Regions from separate parts of the Homo sapiens genome. Here region 2 is linked to region 1. Evidence: chromatin loops called from intact Hi-C (ENCODE). Cell type or tissue: K562. All regions are shown on one strand. Links, peaks and the distances in the headings refer to the core of each region. The heading gives the core; the rest is flanking DNA.

Region 1 (10,616 bases), core at 2,617-10,616:
ACCACGTTGCCCAGGCTGGTCTCAAACTGCTGGGCTCAAGTGATCCTCCTGTCTCAGCCTCCCAAAGTGCTGAGATTACAAGCATGAGCCACTGTGCCTGGCCTCAGCCCTTTTTTCAAAAAATTGAGACAGTCTTGTTCTGTTGCCCAGGCTGGAGTGCAGTGGTGTGATCCTAGCTCACTGTAGCCTCAACCTGCTGGGTCAAGTGATCCCCCACTACAACCTCCTGAGTAGCTGGGACTACAGGTGCACACCATCATGTCTGGCTAATTCTTGTATTTTTTTTTGTACAGATGGAGTCTCGCTGTGTTGCCTAGGCTGATATTGAACTCCTGGCCTCAAGTGATCCTTCTTCCTTGGCCTTCCAAAGTGCTGGGGTTACAGGCATGAGCAACCATGCCTAACCAAAGTTGTTCATGTGTGTGTGTGTGTGTACGTGTGTGTGTGTGTGTTTTGTTTGTTTGTTTGTTTTGAGACAGAGTCTCACTCTATCGCCCAAGCTGGAGTGCAGTGGTGCAATCTTGGCTCACTGCAACCTCCACTTCCCAGGTTCAAGCAATCCTCCTGCCTCAGCCTCCCCAGTAGCTGGGACTATGGGAGCGTGCCACCATGCCTGGTTAATTTTTGTATTTTTAGTAGAGATGGGGTTTCACCATGTTGGCCAGGCTGGTCTTGAACTCCTGACCTCAGGTGATCCGCCTGCCTCGGCCTCCCAAAGTGCTGGTATTACAGGCATGAGCCACCACACTCCACCATTGTCAGTCTTAATGTTGTTCCTTTGAAGGTAATGTGTCTCTCCCTCTCTAATTGCTTTTAATATTTTTTCTTTGTCTTTGGTTTTCAGCAGTTTTATTATGAAATGCTTAAATACAGTTTTCGGCCAACTGTGGTGGCTCATGCTTATAATCTCAGCACTTTGGGAGGCCGAGGTGGGCAGATCACTTGAGGTAGGGAGTTTGAGACAAGCCTGGCCAACATGGCAAAACCCTGTCTCTAATAAAAATACAAAAATTAGCTGGGCATGGTGGCACGTGCCTCAGCTACTCGGGAGGCTGAGGCAGGAGGATTGCTCGAACCCGGGAGGCAGAGGGTTGCAGTGAGCCGACATGACACCACTGCACTCCAGCGTGGGTGACAGAGTGAGACGCTGTCTCAAAAAAAAAAAGTGTAGTTTTCTTTGCATTTATCCTGCTTGGGATTGATAGTGCTTCTTGAGTATGTGTCTTGATATCTTTCATCAATTTTGGAAAATTTTCAACTACTCTCTTTTCAAATAGTACTTCTTTCCTGTTTCCTCTTTCTAGGACTCTAATTCCATGTATTTAGGCCTTTTTGCCATGTCCCATATGTCTCTTTCTCTCTTACCTATATATATATTTTTTATTATACTTTAAGTTTTAGGGTACATGTGCGCAACGTGCAGGTTAGTTACATATGTATACATGTGCCATGTTGGTGTGCTGCACCCATTAACTCATCATTTAACATTAGGTATATCTCCTAATGCTATCCCTCCCCCCTCCCCCCACCCCACAACAGGTCCCGGTGTGTGATGTTGCCTGCCCTTCCTGTGTCCATGTGTTCTCATTGTTCAATTCCCACCTATAAGTGAGAATATGCAGTGTTTGGTTTTTTGTCCTTGTGATAGTTTGCTGAGAATGATGGTTTCCAGCTTCATCCATGTCCCTACAAAGGACATGAACTCATCATTTTTTATGGCTGCATAGTATTCCATGGTGTATATGTGCCACATTTTCTTAATCCAGTCTATCATTGTTGGACATTTGGCTTGGTTCCAAGTCTTTGCTATTGTGAATAGTGCCACAATAAACATATATGTGCATGTGTCTTTATAGCAGCATGATTTATAATCCTTTGGGTATATACCCAGTAATGGGATTGCTGGGTCAAATGGTATTTCTAGTTCTAGATCCCTGAAGAATGGCCACACTGACTTCCACAAGGGTTGAACTAGTTTACAGTCCCACCAACAGTGTAAAAGTGTTCCTATTTCTCCACATCCTTTCCAGCACCTGTTGTTTCCTGACTTTTTAATGATTGCCATTCTAACTGGTGTGAGATGGTATCTTATTGTGGTTTTGATTTGCATTTCTCTGATGGCCAGTGATGATGAGCACTTTTTCATCTGTCTTTTGGCTGCATAAATGTCTTCTTTTGAGAAGTGTCTGTTCATATCCTTTGCCCACTTGTTGATGGGGTTGTTTGTTTTTTTCTTGTAGATTTGTTTGAGTTCATTGTAGATTCTGGATATTAGCCCTTTGTCAGATGAGCAGATTGCAAAAATTTTCTCCCATTCTGTAGGTTGCCTGTTCACTCTGATGGTAGTTTCTTTTGCTGTGCAGAAGCTCTTTAGTTTAATTAGATCCTATTTGTCAATTTTGGCTTTTGTTGCCATTGCTTTTTGTGTTTTAGACATGAAGTCCTTGCCCATGCCTATTTTCAATTCTTTTCTCTCTTCTGATACTAGATATTTTATGCTGAAACTATATTTCACATCATTAATCCTAGAATTAGCTGTGTCTAACCTGCTATCAGCTCCATCTACTATGTTAAATTCAATTATTATATTTTTCAGTTCTAGGATTTCAATTGCATTCTTTTTTAGAGTATCCAGGTTTGGTGATTTTGCACTCTACCAGAATTCCAATGCAAAATCTTACTGTTCTATACAGATCTACTCCTATCCAATTATATCAACCAATACAATCTCATTTTTGTTTAAGCCAGTTTTATTTGGTTTCCTGTTAAACACGACTGAAAAATCTTAACTGCCAATGTGGAGATATCCCCCTTCATGATGTTGTAATAATGGCTGCAGCAGCTCCAGGTGTCAAATGCAGACATGACATCCAGAGAAGAAGTGGAATGCTGCCTGTCATCCATCTCTGTTTATTAGGAGTGAAAATCTTTTCTATAATTTCTAATTCAGAAGGCCAGGGTTGTAATCACACACTACATGGAATGGGATGGGAATGATTACCAAACAGCAATCTTTACTTATCCCTGAACTTGGGGAGAGGATCATCTTTCACTAGCAAACAACTACAGTAGAAGAACATCCAAATAAAACTGGGACTCTGCCAGCAATATAAAATATGAAAGGGGAAAGCTATTGGGTAAATAATCAACAGTGTTTATGACACTAATAGATGTATTAATTTTCTGTAAAGTTGTGTGTGTGGGTAGAAAATATCAGGAATTGTACATATCAATCTTTAGCAGAATTTAAATTTGGGAGGGGGACTATCTGGAGTGGAAAGGATGGATATTTTTACTTATACAATTTTCATTAGTTTATATTACTTTGGTGATTTAAATTTAAAAGAACTTCAATCTAAAAATGGGCTGCTCAGAAGTAGAGCTAGAACAAAAATATAGAGTCAGAAGGCTGGATATGGTGGTCCACACCTGTAATCCCAATGCTTTGGGAGGTCGAGGCAGGAGGATCACTTTAGGCCAGACTTTGAGACCAGCCTGGGGAACATAGTGATACCCTGTCTCTACAAAAGAAAAAATAAAAAGAATTATGAGCATGGTGGTGTGTGCCTGTAGTCCTAGCTACCCAGGAGGTTGGAGGATTGCTTGAACCCAGGAGGTTGAGGCTGCAGTGAGCTATGATTGCACCACTGCACTCCAGCCTGGGCAACAGAGTGCTTGTCTCTAATACATACATAAATATATGTATGTGTATATATATATATATGTGTGTGTGTGTGTGTGTGTGTGTGTGTGTATGTGTGTGTGTATGTATATATGTATTAGGGAGAGAGAGAGAGAGAGAGAGAGAGAGTCAGAGAAGCACATATTTGTATATTCCATCCCAGTCCTGGCCCCTACACAGTTACTCAGGTGCCAGTAGCAGGTTTATTCCTTCTGGGGATTTGGAGGCACAAAGCTATCCGAGCCTGATGCCATCAAATATTTAAACCATTCACCTCCCTCCCGTCCCACTCTCAAAGCTGTCTTCACATCATAAATTGGCTTCCTGTGCATATTTTCCTACGGGGAAAGAATGTGCTGGACATGGCATTGTGAGCATTCTGGTCCCCTTGGCAGTTCTATTTCTCATCATAAATTAATACATTGCTTCTCTGGCTCAGATAGCAGGATAGGAGCTGGGTTAGTAGGATCTACTTTCCATTCCCCAATAGATAGGTTCTCTCTTAATGCTGTTAAAGTCAAGTTCATAAGCCTGGACCATGATGAATTTACCAAGGTAAAAGTCACCTCTGATGCCACTTGTCAGCTGGCCAGCCAGCCTGCCCTGATGACACTCCTGTCTCTTCAAGCACATTTCTTTCAGACTCCTGTGCTTCCTAGCCACATTCATCTCAATCAGCTGTCTCTTTCTTTATCCCTCATTCTGTCTTTTCCTCTATGACTCTCTCTCTCTAATTATATATATCTTTCTCTCTTCCTACTTCACCACTTAATCTTCCTTTATCTTTTTTTTTTTTATTTGACGGAATTTCTCTCTTTTTTGCTCTGGCTGGAGTGCAATGGCATAATTTCGGCTCACTGCAACCTCTGCCTCCCGAGTTCAAGCAATTCTCCTGCCTCAGCCTCCTGAGTAGCTGGGACTACAGGTGCACACCACTATGTCCAGCTATTTTGTACTTTTAGTAGAGATGGAGTTTCACCATGTTGGCCAGACTGGTCTCGAACTCCTGACCTCAGGTAATCCATTCGCCTCAGCCTCCCAAAGTGCTGTGGTTACAGGTGTAAGCCACCGTGCCCAGACTTCTTTTCCTTTTTTCTTCTGTTTTTTGTTTGTTTGTTTGTTGTTGTTGTTGTTTACCTTAATTAACCATGGAGTTGAAAAATAATATATACCAGAGCTATGTGCCAAGCACAGAGCTGGGTCACATGTAAAAATTATATTCTGACCTCACAATAACTCTGAAAACTGTTTTTGTTCCTATTTTACAAAGAAAGAAGTGGAGGCTCATAAAGGGTAAGTGGTTGTGTTTCATAATCTTAAAGGTTTTCTCTGCTGAATTTTCAAAATTAGTAAATTAAATGCTTTGTGCTTCCTTTATCTAAGAAAATACAGTTTAGGCCAGGCATGGTGGCTCATGCCTATAATCCCAGCACTTTGGGAGGCTGAGGTGGGTGGATCACTTGAGGTCAGGAGTTTGAGACCAGCCTGGCCAACATGGCGAAACCCCATCTCGACTAAAAATACAAAATTAGCCAGCTGTGGTGGTGTGCACTTGTAGTCCCAGCTACTTGGGAGGCTGAGGCAGGAGAATCGCTTGAACCTGGGAAGCAGAGGTTGCAGTGGACTGAAATCAGGCCACTGCACTCCAGCCTGGGCAACAGAGTGAGACACTGTCTCAAAAAAAAAAAAAAGATGACCCTTTGAACAATAAAGCTCTCACTGCTCTTTGCCTCTCCCCATCCTTCTTCCTGAGAGTGGGACTTGACCCTGATTCCTCTGACACAAACTTAAACTTCTTTATGGAGGAGATAACCTTCTCTGTCCAGTCAGGCTCAACATACTTTCTGTATCTGTGCAAAAGGAAGAGGTCAAATCTTCAGCACCTAGATTTGTAACTTTCAGTAACTTGGAGATGGAGGTTGTGGTAACATTAAATCTGCTCCCTGGAAGGTCACTTTTTATTATTTTGGGTGTTTAATTAAGTTGCTCGGCCTCATCAAGTGTCCTCCCCATGATCCTAGAAGATAGTGAGGTAGAAGTAGAGAGGAGTATCCCTTCCAGCCTGCTTCAGTAGAGTTCTGAGAGGAGCAAAAGAGAAAACAAGATGTTTCTGGGTGGGTTCCAGGCCCCTCCACCCTTCTGCAAGGGAGTGAAGGGTGCTTATCTCCTGAAGACATGAATTGATGGATTTTGGTTATAGGCCGGAGGAGCAGATGCAACCACTGTATTTTCTTAGGTAAAGGAAATATAAAGCATTTAATTTACTAATTTTGAAAATTAAGCAGAGAAAATCTTTAAGATTATGAAGCAAAACTACTTACTCTTTATGATCCTGCCAAGGATCAGAACATGGCAGCAGAGAAGTCCGAGGTCTAACTGAATGTCCAGACTCTGTTGGATTCAGCACCATAGACAGAAAGCAGCCCAAAGCTGCTGAGGGCTGAGGGTTGAATGCCATAGACAGATACCCCTTCTCTGTCCCCACCCCCAATTTCACTAGTCCCCATTGCTATTCCTGGGAGGAACCTAACCCCTTCCATTAGTTAACTGGCCCCCAGCACTTAAAGGTCGAGATAAACAATGGGTTGGTTTCCTTCTAAGGCCCTCCGGAATTTCTTTACTGAGCTTTCAGTTCTGCGGCTTCCTGGTAGAGTGGGGTCCGCCTTAGAGCAACTCTTATTAACATCCAGCTGATTTGCATATATCTGCATTCACTGGGGCTTCTCCATTCTGGTTTTATTGTAAATGAATTGCTCAGAGGAAGAAAGGGAAGGATTATTTCACTCCTTTTTTTTCCTCTTCTTTCCCCCTATTCCTAGGGTCTCTGTCTGGAAATTTCCCCCAGATGCGTGAAGGTGTGTGTGGTGGAAGAGGGTAGAAACCAGACTCCAACAGTCAGGTATTTGCCAGAGCATCCTATGTAGATTTCCCCAGATAATTTCCCCCATCTGTTTGGTTTCTGAAAGATCCTTGTCAGGTTCAGAGGAAGTCTGTATTTTGTTTTAGCACCGAGGGTCAGAACCTCTGGGCTGAAGTCCCTGGAGCTTCAGTAAGAAGCCATGATTGGTGCCTTAGAGCCTGCTAAGGGGATGGAACCCGGTTTTAAAGAGGAGTGAGGGGTGGTGGAGTGAGGACTCATTTTGAAATGAAAGGAGTCCTGGGTCTCTAAGCAGCTTCTAAAAATACCATCTCCCAGAGGTGGAGGCAGGGGGAGGGGAGAAATCGAGCGTGAGGAGAATGAAGATGGAAAGGAGGTGGCAGTGTGAGAACCCTTCCTCAGGTAGGTCTGGTTTTAGAAGTCCCGCCTGCATCCAAGGACTGGAGGGATGCCACACCTCCTTCTGCTTCCTCAGGGGGCTTGTCTCCTGTGGTGTCCAAGCCACAGCCTCTCCTGATGACCTTTCTTTCTGCAGGTAAAGAAGACCAATTCCTCCCACCTACTCCTCCTATTGCTACTGTCCAGCAAGTATGTCTGAGTGGGCACGTGTGCATTTACTCGCACATATACACAAGCACACACGCAGAAATGGCACATGAAAGCGGGTTGTAAATGGCCAGTGATCTACGATGCCAGGAATCCTCCTTACACTCGGCGTTCAAAGAGGTATGGACTCTGGCAGAGACAGCGTGGTTCACCAGGGCATCCGCAGCACAGAGCATGGCGCCCAGTGAGGGCTGGGTAGAGGGGTGAGGGATACATATATGCAAAAGCACAGACACTCAGACCGCAGGGGCCAAGTAGTCACAGGACTCACACTCACTCTCGAGGTTTCTCAGGCTATATTCGCTTCCAAATAGAGAGGGGGTGGGTCCCCCAAGAAAAGAGCTCGGAAAAGCCACGAGGTGGGTGGAGCTTTCTCCCCTCAAGTTCAGCCCAGATGGTGGCGCTCAGTAGCCGCCTCCCTCGTCCTGGAGGGCCCCAACCCTTCCCACCACCAAAGTGTTAAACCCTCAGCTTGCACATAAATGACCTTCACTAGACAGAGGTCTTGTTCCACGTTTTCTTGCGGCTTCTTCAGCGCCGGCTGAACTCTGCCAGGATTGCTCCGCCTCTCTCGCAGATGTCTCCGATTCCTGGCCTCTGTGCTGTTCACCAGTCCCCTGGGGTGGGCGGAGTGGGGTGATCAAAGAGGGGAACCCCCGACTCTGAGCAGACTGAGGGCATGGGTGGTTGTGAGGTGTGCTGCTTGTATCTTGACAGCAGGAGCAAGAACCTGAGGAACCGATCGTTCATGCAAAACCGCCACCGCCCCCATCCCAGCGTCCACATGGTTTCCCAGCCTCGGAAGCGCGTTGGTAGGGCAGGACCCCGTCCCTCACTTTGCTCTCCTTTCCCGAGCAGCTCCCGGGATCGTTCGGCCCCTCCTTCCTGCCGCTGTGTGTGTGTGTGTGTGTGTGTGTGTGTGTGTGTGTGTGTGTGTGTGATGAGGGCGGGAAGAGAAAGGGGGGGATGAGCTAGGAGACACCGGGAGCCTCAGACACAGGAACAGACCTAGGGCAGGGAGACAGGAGAGCTCCCCAGAGCTTGGGGTCAGGACATAAAGCTTCAAAACCCCGCAAGTCCTGGGAACAAGGGAGCTTTCAGACTAGCTCAGAGGCTGCAAGTGTTGCTGCCTCCCCGAGGGTCGCCCCTCCTTAAGCCAAGCCCACCTTGCCTGCCTACTTCTCAGGAATGAGGAGCTAAGGTTTAGCGCTCTGGGCCACCGATGCCAGCTCATTCCCCTCTCGCAGAAGCCCTGCCAGCTCCCACAGCTGCCCCACCCCCCACGGTTTGGAGATCTGCAGGACCCCTTCCTTTCCCCACCAGTTGGGTGTTCCGCCCCTGGCCTATGAAACTCCACCTTCCCACCCTCTGCTGGCGGGGATTGGTTGGCATCCCGCGGCGGTGCCTAGTGATTGGTTCCCATGGATGATGGTGAGCGGTGAGACTCCGCCCCCCGCTGGCTCTGGGGTCTGGGGGCATTGCTCAGCGGTGCTAGGCTGGCGCGGCTTGAGCCGCCGCCGGACTGACAGCTCGGTCTGCGGACCATGGAGACCTGCGCCGGTCCACACCCGCTGCGCCTCTTCCTCTGCCGGATGCAGCTCTGTCTCGCGCTGCTTTTGGGACCCTGGCGGCCTGGGACCGCCGAGGAAGGTGAGAAGACTGGTGAGCTCTGCTCGGAGCGTGGCATACCAAAAGATAGGGGGCTGGCGATGGGGGTTCTGGGGGAAGGAGTCATTGGAGAGACTAGAGTCTGTATTGGGGCTTGAAGCAAGCAGGCAGCAAAGAACTGGAGAGACAGAGAAAAATGTGATCAAGCAGTAGCGAAGAGAGGGGCGCTGAGGAGCTTGGGGGCTGGAGACCCGGGAGGTTGGGAAAGAAAGAGGCCAGGAACCGCGGGAGCCAGAGGCGGCGGTCCAGCGGCCGGTGAGACGGACAAGCTGAGTGATTGGAGGTGGGAGGTGCGGGGGCGGGGAGATGAAGAGTGGAGACAGGGAGATGCGGAGGTGAGCTCGGAATATGGGGAGACGGGATGGAGCCCGGACTACAGGGGCTAGGAGACCACAGTGTGGCCAACAGAAGGTGGAATGCTGGTCGAGGGGGCTGGATCCGGGCGCTGCCCGACGTGCTGATCATGGAACTGTCCGCAGTGCTGAATTCTGAGCGTAGTCTGCCGGGCGCGCTCCGCGTTGCCGGGTTTGAGGCTGTCGGCGATACTGGAGCCCGCGTCTTGCCTCTGATTGTGCATTTAGGGGAGCTATACGCTCAGTTGAATCCAGAGGCGTCATATCTAGGTGCAGAATCCGGAGGAGCTGGAATCTGAGGCGTTGACCGCGGGGTTGGTCTGGGCCCTGGATGGCTGATGCCTTCCAGTTCGCGATTCCGATGTGCTGTCAGTTGCGCGGATCTCGGAAAGCCGTCGGCGGTCCTGCCCACAGTCGCTGACGCCTCTGGAGAGGCCCTCACCTTGGTGGCCCACCCCCTGGTTTAAGCTCCAGAGGGTAATCTCCCAAGACTCCGGGGTGTCCTGACCTCCTGTCTCTGGTCTGCGGACTCTGCTGTCCAAACCATTTTCTGTGATCCATGCTGAGAGGTTGCAGGCTGCTGATCCGATGCCTCCTGGGGGAATAAAGGGACTTCAAGCTTCTCTGGTAGGAAGGGTCATAGATGTATACATAAAAGAACCCCAGACATTCTTTCAAAAGCAGTGGAAGTGACAGCCCCTGGGAAAAGGGCTGGCTGAGGAGAAGAGAGATTTTATTTCTCCAGTTGTTAGCAGTATCTCTCCACATTGTTTTCTCAGAGGCCCGGGAGTCAGTCTAAAAATGTTCAAGTCTTCATGCCTGGGGACCACCGACCTCAGAAAAGCCCCTGAGTAGGAGTGGATTGGGGGGTATATACAGGAATCCCCTGATACATTCACTACTCACTTTCTCTCTCTCTCTCTCTCTAATTGACTCTTAGCTATAATTTTGGGAACCTAAGAAGGCTGGGGAGAGTCACTGACTCCCACCCCCAATCTGAGAGCCAACCTTAGAGTATTTGCCATGGACCCTGTAGAAGGCTGAATGATGACCCCCACCCCCAATATGTCAATGTCCTAATCCCTAGAACCGTGAATGTTAGCTTAATTGACAAAAAGGACTTTGCATATGTGATTAGTGATCTTTTGAGATGGAGAGGTTGTTTTAGATTATCTGGATGGGCCCAATAATCACAATGGTCCTTGTATGAGGGGTGCAGGAGGAGCCAGAGTCAGAGGAGGAGGCAGTGTGATGACTGAGGCAGAGATTAAAGTGATGTGATTTGAAGATGGAGGAGGGGACCACAAGCTAGGGACTACAGGCGGCCACCAGACGCTGAAGATGGTAAGGACATGAGTTCTCCCCTCAGAGCCTCCAAAAGAAAACAGTCCTGCTGACACCTTGACTCTAGACCAGTGAAAGTGGCTTT
Region 2 (10,672 bases), core at 1,023-9,022, 160 kb after region 1:
GTGATGCAGGTGCGGGAAGCCTGGGAGGTGAGGAAGGTGGGGGATTTCATGTCTGTGCACCTGCAGGTCTTGTCCCGTCTACACCTGTGATCTTCACTGCCAGTCACAGACCGCCCACAGCCAGCTCCAGCCCCTCTTCACTCACTCTTTACCTTGTCTCCTCTCCTTGACCCTGGCTGTGTTTTTGCAAGTCTCTCTGTGCCATCCATCTTCCATCTCTGTGTTCCCTCTGCCTTTGCCCCTCTCTGCGTCTCTAACTCTGTCTTCTCGGTCCCTCTTTTTGTCACCCTGACCTTCTCTGTTCCCACTTCAGCCTCTGACTCTATTTTTGTGCACCATTGATTCTCTTTGTCCTTCTGTTTCTCACTTTGGGGCATCAATCCTCAGTCCCAGTATGTCTTGGCTGTCTTTGTCTCTGATTTGTCCCTGACCCTTAGGCTCTTGCTCCTCAAAGTGTGGCCATGGACCAGCGATCTTGGCCTCATCTGGAAGCTGCTAAAAATACAGAATCTCTGGCCTTACCCAGACCTAAAGAATCTGATTCTGCCTTGTAAGAAGATCCCTTAGTAAATTTGTGCAGATATTTAACAATTTGAGAAGCACTGTCATAAGCTTTCCTCTACACCAACATCAAAGCAGAAATCCAGAATCTTAGCAACATCAAAGAATGAGCTGGATCCTCCTGTATCTCCTGCCATCAACTCTGTGATGCTCTGAGCCATCCCGCTTCTCTGCATCGCATCTTTGAGCCACCTAAAGCTGCTCTTGAGGCCCTAGGCAGCTAAGATAAGGAACACAGTATGGGTTTCAGGAAGTCCTGAATCCACTGATGTACACCCCACACTTGAGCTTCTACATCTGCAGAATTACTGGCAAGATCATCTGATACTGATACACTGGGTGCTTTCAGATGCGATCCCAGTACATTCCTAAAAAACAATTAGCCCCACCTGGACCTACTCCTGTCTCACTCTGTCCTGTCTTTAGCTGGAGAGGGGTGTGTGTTTCAAAACCTGCTCACAACCCTAGAAGCAGCCCACCTGAGGCAGAGACCATAAGGGCTGAGAGCAGCCCAGAGTTGGTCCAGACATCACACCTTGTGCTTTTTAGGATGACTGAGTGCTGGAGAGAGGGAATCTATGTCAAGATATGGAGCTGCCTAACCCTATTCCCAGGTTTAGGCAACAACAGCACATGATTGTATGTAGTTGTTACGTGCCCACATTGTTATTTGGAAAATGTTAGCTTTTTCCTCTACGGGGCCACAGATTTGCCCAGACTAACACATTTCTGGCCACCGTACACAGTTCCAGCTCTGGTATGTTTCAGATCAAATCTCCAGAGTGTAGATTTGTTTTCCATTTCAATATTTTGGGTGATGGGGTTGTGTTTTCCGGATTTGTTTACTTAAGTGGGGATTTTTTTCTTTCTGGTTTGTTTGGTTTGGTGTAGGAGGACTGAGAGGGAATTTAGGAAAAGGGTCAGCTTCTTGGGCTCTATTACAAGTCCCTGATGCAGGGCCAGCAACCCAGGTGCTGGCTTTTCGCGTCTCACTTCTCCAGCTGTGGTCCAGACCAGATTTAAATGGGCAACAGGTGGAAACCCAAGTGAACAGTGATAAGGTGGGAGGAAAACAATCAGAGGGAACAGGTTTCATTTTTAAGGACTAAATGGATTCATTGCAAAAGGTCTGGAATACTGTCTAGTACTGCCAGTAAAAGTGAGCCAGAACAAAAGCCTAGTTATAGGGGAGTAGAGAAGATCTGAAGATTAGGTCCTCAGGGGTTGCTGAGACGTGAGCATACCAGGGTTGGGTGCACCTGCTTTGGTGTGGCGCACCTTCTGGCTCTCCCAAGAGAAAGCCAACACACGGGGAACAATAAACAGGTTTTGGCTGGAGGCTTGGTTGAAGCTCCTTTAGCATCAAGAATGTGAGGCCGGGCGTGGCGGCTCATGCCTCTAATCCCAGCACTTTGGGAGGCTGAGGCAGGAGGACAGCTTGAGGCCAGGAGTTCAAGACCAGTCTGGGCAACATACTGAGACCCTGTCTCTACAAAAAGACAGAGAGAGAGTGACCTGCACTAAATAGACCCTTGGGTGAGCTGGCATGGATGGGGACAGTGGGAGAGTTCGTAAATCTGGGCCCCTTCCTTTCTCCGTCACCGCTAGCCTACCAGGTTCTTGGTGACGAGAGACCCAGGCCAGTGGCTAGAGAAGGTGTCTTGGGTTCTGCCCTAGAGCCTTCCAGAACTTAAGTAGGAAATTGCGAAACAGGGCTACATTTTGAAAGAGAAAGTATGTGAAAAATGGTTCCTCCCTCGCTTGTTCGCTCTCCCGGAGCTTGGTGCAGGGAGGTGGGTGAGATGGATTCCTGGCTGGACTCAGTCTGGTGTGGGAAAGAGGCAGAACTGAGTCCTTAGGGGCCTCTCAGGCCAGGTCTCTGCAGCTGTCAGCCTTCGGTTATTGATCCTTGTTATTGGGATGCACTTTTTCCATCTGTTGAGCATCAGCCTGGTCCATGTAGAAGGCCAGCTCCTTCCTCTGGCTGAGTTTTGTCTCCTAAAAGTCCAGCTTCTGAGGGCTCCCTCTGCAACCCAATATGTACCATGGACTGCTGATTAAATACTTGGAATGTCTTCAGGGTGAGCCAGGCCTGTCCATAAAATGGGAGGCATTTTGGCAGTTCCAAGGCCCCTGGCACCCAGTCTTGGCCCTCGCCTGGCTGTCTTCTTCAAGGAGCTGCGGTGGGCCTCCCGCCAGAATGCTTCCCTGGGAAACATCGAAGTGAGTTAAAGTCAACAATGAGTTCATCTCCAAAAGGAATAAACTGGCAGCCTTCAGGGCAGGGGAACAGAAGCGGGGAGTAGGGGAGGGACAGGGACTTGGGGGCAGAAGAGGGGGATAGGTGATGCTGCAACAGCCAGGTCAGATCCAAGCCTGTCAAATGAGCTGGCAGCGCAAGGAACAAAGGAACTGGCTTTCCTGGGCCAGTCCTGGAAGGCTCGCTTGGCAAATGTGTGACGATGAGGGTGTCACAATCCCAGGGACCATGGAAAGTATTCTCCTAAGGATTTGGAACTGGAGCAGGACACTGAGATGGGAAGAGGCTGTGGCGGTTGGGTGGGTGAGGCAGTGAGCTGTGGCCCTGCTGACCCAAGCCTGCCCCATGGGGATGTCAGGATGGCCATTCAGGCAGTTGAACTCCACTGTCTCATCTTGGAGGACTTGAAGAGGGAGGACTCGGTGCTGAGGCCAAGTGACTAGCAGGCTCATGATGACAGAACTCAACATTTTAATCTGATCATCGTTCCCATCAGATTTATCTCTGAGGGCTTTACATATGGATAATGGTTCCCGATTTGAGCCAGTGTCTCGTTGCTACACTCCTTGCTGCCTGGGGCATGAGGAAACCACACCCTAAAGGGTATTGGACTGCCCTTGGCGCACCTTGGGCCTCAGGAGCCAATGGCGCGGCAAGCCCAATGTGAGCACTGCCCTGGGTTGGGCCTGAAGCTGGAGCCACCTCTTTGTGGGCCCCAGAGTAGAAACTCAGCCTGCCCAGCTACCTCCAGGGCTGGGCTCAGCGTGGAGGAGTGCAGCAGCGCCTCCCTACTTTGGACAGAAAAGTCTGATAAAAAGCTGCCTGTTCCAGGTTGAGATACACATAACCCGTCTGGCTCAGACTTCGGATATGCCCCAGGGGCTTGCAGACTCTGGCAACAATTGCCTTGAATATATACTTGGCCTTTCTCCCAAGGGCAGGACCATTGCTGATAGACTGTGCTTGATTTCTCTCATGCCCGCACATTCATTCTCACAAGGTATTTTACTGTACGAGGTATTTGCCTACCACACATAGTTACAATTCTTTTCCCACCACCAAACCAACAAAACGTCCACAGACATTGCACCTCAATTTTTCACAAACACATTTTCATCGCATTCCCATGGTTTACCCTTCTGTTTCCCTCTTTTTTTCTCCCACTTTTTTCAAACCTGTTTCACCCTTCTGATCCTCCTGATCTCTCTCCATGCTGGCTGACTGGCTTCTCTGCTCTCCCAGACGGCCTGTAGCACCCCATCGGTCACTCTCCTTTCTCTTCCTTTTTTTTGCTTTCCTTTGGCTGTGTAGCCACAGGTTCTTCACAGCCATGGCTTGCCCAGTCCATATTTTTCCTGTATATTTGACCAATTGCATTTGTCTTTTGGTATCACAAGCTAGATGTTTGTTGATTGAATGAATGAAGTGGTCCCTCTTGGATGGGTATGTTCTTATATTAGCCCTGGAGATGATAATTATTGATGGTGCTTACTCATTTTTCCTTCTAGGAGGCAAAATGAGGCCAGCATCAAAGTTCAGTGGAGCACCAGGCCAAAAGCAATGCAATCTCGATCTTTCTGTCATTTGGCCACAACTGTTGATGACGACCCAGATTTCCAGGCCCATCTCCTGCCACCCCCATCCCCTGCCCCATCTACTCTTCTACTCAGAATTACTCACTGTGCCCAATACAAATACACATTCAAGTTCCCATGCCTTCGTCTATGCTGTTCCCTCCACCTAAAATGTGTTTCTCCCTGCTTTCATCTGTAGACCTTCTACTCATATTTCATACCTAGATGGAATTACCCTTCCTCTGTGAAGGAGGCCCCTCCCCAGTAGCTGCTCCTCCTGTATGTTTCTATGGACTATTTCACCTTTATGACATCCATGTCTGTGTCCCATAGCCTAAGGTTAGCTCCTGAGAGCAGAGACTGTGGGATGTATTATTGCATTCCTGTTCTTTCCCAAGTCTCTTGAGGCTGTGGGTACAGTTGGAAATACTCTCATAGTGCTTACACTATGCGCATACACATAATGCTTACAGTACTACACATCGACACAGTGCTTACACTATTCTAAGCCTTTTACTTGCATTGCTTCATTTAACCCTCAACACAGCCCTGTGAGGTGGATACCATTATTAGGCCGATTTTACAGATGAGGAAACTGAGACACAAAGAGGTAAAAGGATGTGACCAAGGACACACAGCTAATAAATAAATGAGGTCAGAATTGGACCGCAGGTAGTCTGGCTCAGCTACCACTTAGCTATTTGAAAACCTGCATTTTCCATGTGCTTTTCCATACCTTAGTACCATGATATGCAGCCTGGTGAGTGTCTCATTTATTGGCAGGAGGGGATTCTGAGGGTTGGATCATATGTGCTTACAAATAACGCTATAGGGCCTGCAAGGACATCCATCCACCCCTGCCTTGCCTCTTGAGCCCCTCATCAGCATGCATTGCTCACAAAGCTACTCAAGACCACCTGCCAGTGTGTGCCCCCATGCCCCACTGCAGGGGCTGCCTCCAACACAGTTGAAGCTGCCCACCCTGGGTGTAGCCCCTAGAGACCACGGTGCACCAGAACCATGCCGGGCAAGTGGACCATCTCCTCTACTTTCTGTTGTGCTTTGCTTCAAGGTCACCAAAGTTGCTTTCACAAAGACTGCGGACAAAGGAGCCCTTTGGATTTCTGCCTGAAGCTCCCTTCTCCTTTGGCCTCAGGAAAAAAAAAAAAAAAGTCCTGGAGCTCAGTTAGGGGACTGACAGGTCAGTGCTGCTCCCCTGAGACTTGCTTTTGCCCTCTAGCACCGGCTCTCTCTCCGTGAATTTTAAACCTCTGCAGAGAGCCCCCTGCTGGTCTATGAAAGCATCAGCTACATCAGGTGAGGAGTGGACCCTCGTTTGAATCCCCAGGGCAGAAAAAATGAAATATACCTCTATAGTGGGATGGGCAATGTTCACTCTCAGAGAGCAATGGCAAATAAATAGTCATTGAATGGTCAATTCCCTGTCTCTTCAATGATCAGAACACATACCAGTGCCCTAGCACAGGGGGTTGTAGGCAAGTGTTTTCTGTAAAGGGCCAGGTAGTAAATATTTTAGGCTTCACAGGCCATATGTGGTCTGTCGTGGCTACTCATCTCTGCCTTTGTAGTGCAAAATCAGCCATAGACCATATGTAAACAAATAGTGTGGCTGTGAACCAATAAAACTTTATTTATGAACCCAGAAGTTTGAATTTCATATAATTTTCACATGTTACAAAATACTATTCTTATTTTGAATTTGGTCGGTCATTTAATAACATAAAGACCATTCTTAGCTTTTGGGCCACATAAAAACAGCAACTGGTGGGATTTGGCCTGTGGGCTGTAATTTGCCTACCCCTGCACTCAGAGATAAGCTACTTGGTTTGGTTCATGCCTTTTCTTGACGTAGGAGAGTGGGGAGGACACAGCAAAACCTGAGTCCCCAGGTCCTGGGCACAGTGACTGGGCATCTTGGGGATTTCCCTAGCTCTAGCTAGAAGCAAAACTGACAACTTTAAAGTCTCTCAGATAGACTTTTAAAGCATCTAGAAGGGGCTAGGTGCAGTGGTTCATGCCTGTAATCCCAGCACTTTGGGAAGCTGAGGTAGGTGGATCATTTGAGGTCAGGAGTTTGAGACCAGCTTGGCCAACATGGTGAAACCCTGTCACTACGGAAAATACAAAAATCAGCTGGGCATGGTGACAGGCACCTGTAATCCCAGCTACTCAGGAGGCTGAGGCAGGAGAATTGCTTGAACCTGGGAGGCAGAGGTTGCAGTGAGCCAAGATCGCATTACTGTGCTCCAGCCTGGATGACAGAGTGAGACTCCGTCTCAAAACAAACAAACAAACAAATGACAACAACAAAAAACCATCTGGCAGGGCGTGGTGGCTCATGCCTGTAATCCCAGCACTTTGGGAGGCCGAGGTGGGCAGATCACGAGGTCAGGAGATCGAGACCATCCTGGCTAACATGGTGAAACCCCGTCTCTACTAAAAATACAAAAAATTAGCCAGGCGTAGTGGCGGGCGCCTGTAGTCCCAGCTACTCGGGAGGCTGAGGCAGGAGAATGGCGTGAACCCGGGAGGCCGAGGTTGCAGTGAGCCGAGATTGTGCCACTGCACTGCAGCCTGGGTGACAGAGCCAGACTCTGTCTCAAAACAAAACAAAACAAAACAAAACAAAAACATCTAGAAGATTCCTCCAAACTGGGTTAAAAAGTGAGTAGGAAGGATTGCTTTTCCCAAAGATGAGGGAGTGATAGACTTATCTTTTTCTAACTGGGGCTCTAAAAAAGGAAACATAGCTAAAGGTTTTGACTAGTTCTTCCTCTGCTGCTTGAGAAGATATTCACCCTGACTTTCTTCCATACCTTTGCCTGAATCTCTATTTTAGAAATAAGATTTTGTTCCTAGTCTAGACAGAAGAGCAAGAGGGATGGAGGAGGTCAAGGAAAATCTCAGTGTCTTGCTGGGCAGAGGATGCCCTTAGGGCAAGACTGAACTTCTGACAGACAGAGCTCCACTGATCTGTTGGTTTTAGATGGGAAGTTAACTTTTCAGATTCTTTAACATGACATTATTCTACTGGAAACAAACCAAGGGACCTGGATAAAGTTTTTAAAAAGTGTTTTCTTAAAGAAAAAGGAGGGAGGTAGGCAGGAGAGAAGGGAGTAAAGAATTACACAAAGATTTGGTCTAACGGCTTCAAAATCAAAAGGATCCCTGGACAGATAGATATTGAGTGTAATAGGAAACACACTGATCCTGGGGAGATGACTTAATATAGGCCCTCCAGCCTCCTCAGAGCTTAAACAATTACCTACAATTTGGAATTATACTTTAAATTCCCACATCAATGTGTGTTCTGGATCCACTTCTCAGGACACGGCCAGCAGTCTTGAGTTATCTAAACCATGCTGAAAATTAGAGGCCATTAATAGCATCTCATAAAAGTGCTTCTCAGATTTTCTTGAGCAGAATATGCCGAAGACCACAAGGGATTTGGTGATAGGAAGGAGCGAAATGCTTCTAGTTATTTTTCCAAAGCTTAATCTGGGGATCTTTTTGAAGAGCTCCTACCCAGCAGTGAGATGCATGCCAAGACTAATACGACTGTTTTTCCCACTTAGAAGTGGTGACCATGAAGAAAAGTTTCTTGGGGTTCCCAGAGGTGAGTCTCCTAGCCATTTTTACAGGTAGCAAGCCCACTAGTTTGCTATATCCTTGTCCAAGAATTTCCCAGACACCCTAGACTGAAAACTGAGGGTAACTTGGCCTATGAAGCTCTAAGTTAATACACTTTTCTTTTCTTTTCCTTTTTTTTTTTTTTTTTTTTTTTTTGTGGCAGGGTCTCACTGTGTCGCCCAGGCTGGAGTGCACTGGTGTAAATCTTGACTCACTGCAACCTCTGCCTCTCAAGCTCAAGCAATTCTTGTGCCTCAGCCTCCCTAGTAGCTGGGTTTACAGGCGTGTGCCACCACGCCCGGTTAATTTTTGTATTTTTAGTAGAGATGGGGTTTCACCATGTTGGCCAGGCCGATCTTGAACTCCTGACCTCAGATGATCTGCCTGCCTTGGCCTCCCAAAGTGCTGAGATTACAGGCATGAGCCACCACGCCCGGCCGAACTTTACTTTTCTGATACTTGAATTTGCTTGTAAAACTGTTGAGGTTGTATAACCAAGGACTCACTTTTTTGTTTTCTATCAGTGAAACAAAACAACAAAATCCTGAAGATGTATATTCTGAGCCTTTCTCTGTTCTTCCAGAGTCCCAGAACCTAGCATTTGGGGACTAGGACTGTTTCACATTGGGCAGCGGCCATTCCAGGGGCCCAACTCTTGGCCTCAGCAGGCACGGGTCAATGCTTCATGGGCTTGCCAGAGGAGAGACACAAGAGGCCCCAAAAGAGCAGCTTCTGCTAGCAGTTCAACTGGGAAGTACAACTCAACAAGCCGGCACTAATTAAGAGCTAATGGCCTTACAAATGAGCATTGCCAAAGGATAACGACCCTCCGGCTGCAGCATAAATATCAAGGCATTTGGGGCAGAGCCAAGATATATATTTTCAGAGTGCATTAGACACTGCAGCAGCCTTCCTCACCCTGGCTCTGCTAAGAAGAACAAGATGATTTAAGATAGGTAGGAAAGAAGCTTGATCTTCCAGGGCTGCCTTCTGGTCAGCAGGTCAGAAAGCCTCCGAGTGACTCTTGGAAAAGACTTCACTTTTGTATATACAAGAATCACTTGAGGAGCTTGCTAAAATGTAGATTCTCTTGGCCCCACCCCCAAGATGGTCTGATTTTGGAAGCTCTGGGATAAAACCCAGAAATCTGCATTTTTGTTTTATTTTATTTTATTTTTGAGACAGGATCTCACTCTGTCACCCAGGCTGGAGTGCAGTGGCACGATCTCACTGCAGGCTCCACTTCCCAGGCTCAAGAGATTCTCCAGCTTCAGCCTCCCAAGTACCTGGGACTACAGGTTTGAGCCACCACGCCTGGCTAATTTTTGTATGTTTTGTAGAAACAAAGTTTTACCATGTCACCCAGGCTGATCTCGAACTCCTGCGCTCAAGCGATCCACCTGCCTCTGCTTCCCAAAGTGCTGGGATTCCAGGCATGAGCCACCATGCCCAGCATTTTAAAACAGATCCCCCAAGTGATTCTGATGCTTGTGGTTCTCAGACCACACTTTAAAAAATGTTGCTTTAGAAGCTGCTGCTATTTGCCCATTAGACCCCAGTGATAAACTTTTTACAGAATGAAGATAAAAGTGAGGTCAGGGCCCGGCACACTGGCTCATGCCTATAATCCCAGCACTTTGGGAGACTGAGGCAAGTGGATCACCTGAGGTCATGAGTTCAAGACCAGCCTGGCCAACATGGCGAAACCCCATCTCTACTGAAAATACAACAATTAGCTGGGTGTCCTGGTGGGTGCCTGCAATCCCAGCTACTCGGGAGGCTGAGGCAGGAGAATTGCTTGAACTGATGAGGCAGAGGTTGCAGTGAGCTGAGATCGTGCCATTGCACTCCAGCCTGGGTGACAGAGCAAGACTCTATCTGAAAAAAAAAAAAAAAAAAAAAAAAGTAAGGTCAGGATTGTCTGCTTCCTGTGAAGACACCAGTCCAGAACATGGCATTTCCAGCCAGTCTCCATCCATTAAGGTCTTCTCATTCACACAAACCTGTGGTTACCAGGAGCAACATTTGAGGGGATGAGTAGCTCACCTTGGATTTTGAGAAAAATAGAAAGCATCCCTGGCCGGTGCAGTGGCTCATGCCTGTAATCCCAGCACTTTGGGAGACCGAGGCGGGAAGATCTCGAGGTCAGGAAATTGAGACCAGCCTGGCCAACATGGCGAAACCCCGTCTCTACTAAAAACACAAAAATTAGCTGGGCATGGTGGTGCGTGCCTGTAATCCCAGCTACTTGGGAGGCTGAGGCATGAGAATAGCTTGAATCTAGGAGGCAGAGTTTGCAGTGAGCTGAGATCATGCCACTGCACTCCAGCCTGGTGAAAGGGCAAGACTCCATCTCAAAAAAAAAAAAAAAAAAAAGAAGAAAAATAGAAAGCATCCCATCTGCATGATGTGTACCATGTCTGCGATGCTTTCATATACTGTAACTCATATGATCTTATTGCAGTCTTTCAGAGTAGTTAAGCTATTGCATCTGTTTTAAAGCTGAGGAACTGTAGACCTGGAGGTGTATCTTGCCTCTGCTAGTTGGCATGACATCAGAAAAGAGAGTGAAAAATAGTCACTGCATTACAATGCGGCAAGCAGGGCAGGCAAATCAAACCAGTAA

What was found. Hi-C counts contacts between places; a loop is a spot of excess contacts. Peaks named below come from ENCODE experiments on the same cell type or tissue, not always from the same donor. Only the 100,000 strongest peaks of a DNase experiment are listed, where the experiment ranks them.
Region 2: a loop joins it to region 1, with 2.5 times the contacts of the local background. A loop is called at or near these places in 2 of 110 quality-filtered maps.

What each region holds. Positions count from the first base shown.
Region 1 is chr1:37,763,161-37,773,776 of GRCh38, reverse strand. EPHA10 (EPH receptor A10) reads left to right here and starts at 8,657. Exons shown (of 17, transcript NM_001099439.2): 1 at 8,657-8,816. The coding sequence starts at 8,711. It overlaps LOC105378650 (a long non-coding RNA gene), which reads left to right and starts at 6,461. Exons shown (of 3, transcript XR_947192.2): 1 at 6,461-6,581; 2 at 7,096-7,286; 3 at 7,884-8,048. In K562, for the core only: a CTCF peak has its summit at 7,560 (motif pointing right); DNase peaks (open chromatin) are centred at 7,566, 8,556 and 9,276; H3K27me3 peaks cover 2,851 bases.
Region 2 is chr1:37,598,321-37,608,992 of GRCh38, reverse strand. No RefSeq gene overlaps it. Among named protein-coding and RNA genes, the nearest start is that of GNL2, 7.7 kb to the right of the region's middle. RefSeq lists an enhancer at 5,471-5,765. In K562, for the core only: CTCF peaks have their summits at 3,611 and 5,679 (motif pointing left); DNase peaks (open chromatin) are centred at 3,562 and 5,682; H3K27me3 peaks cover 5,681 bases.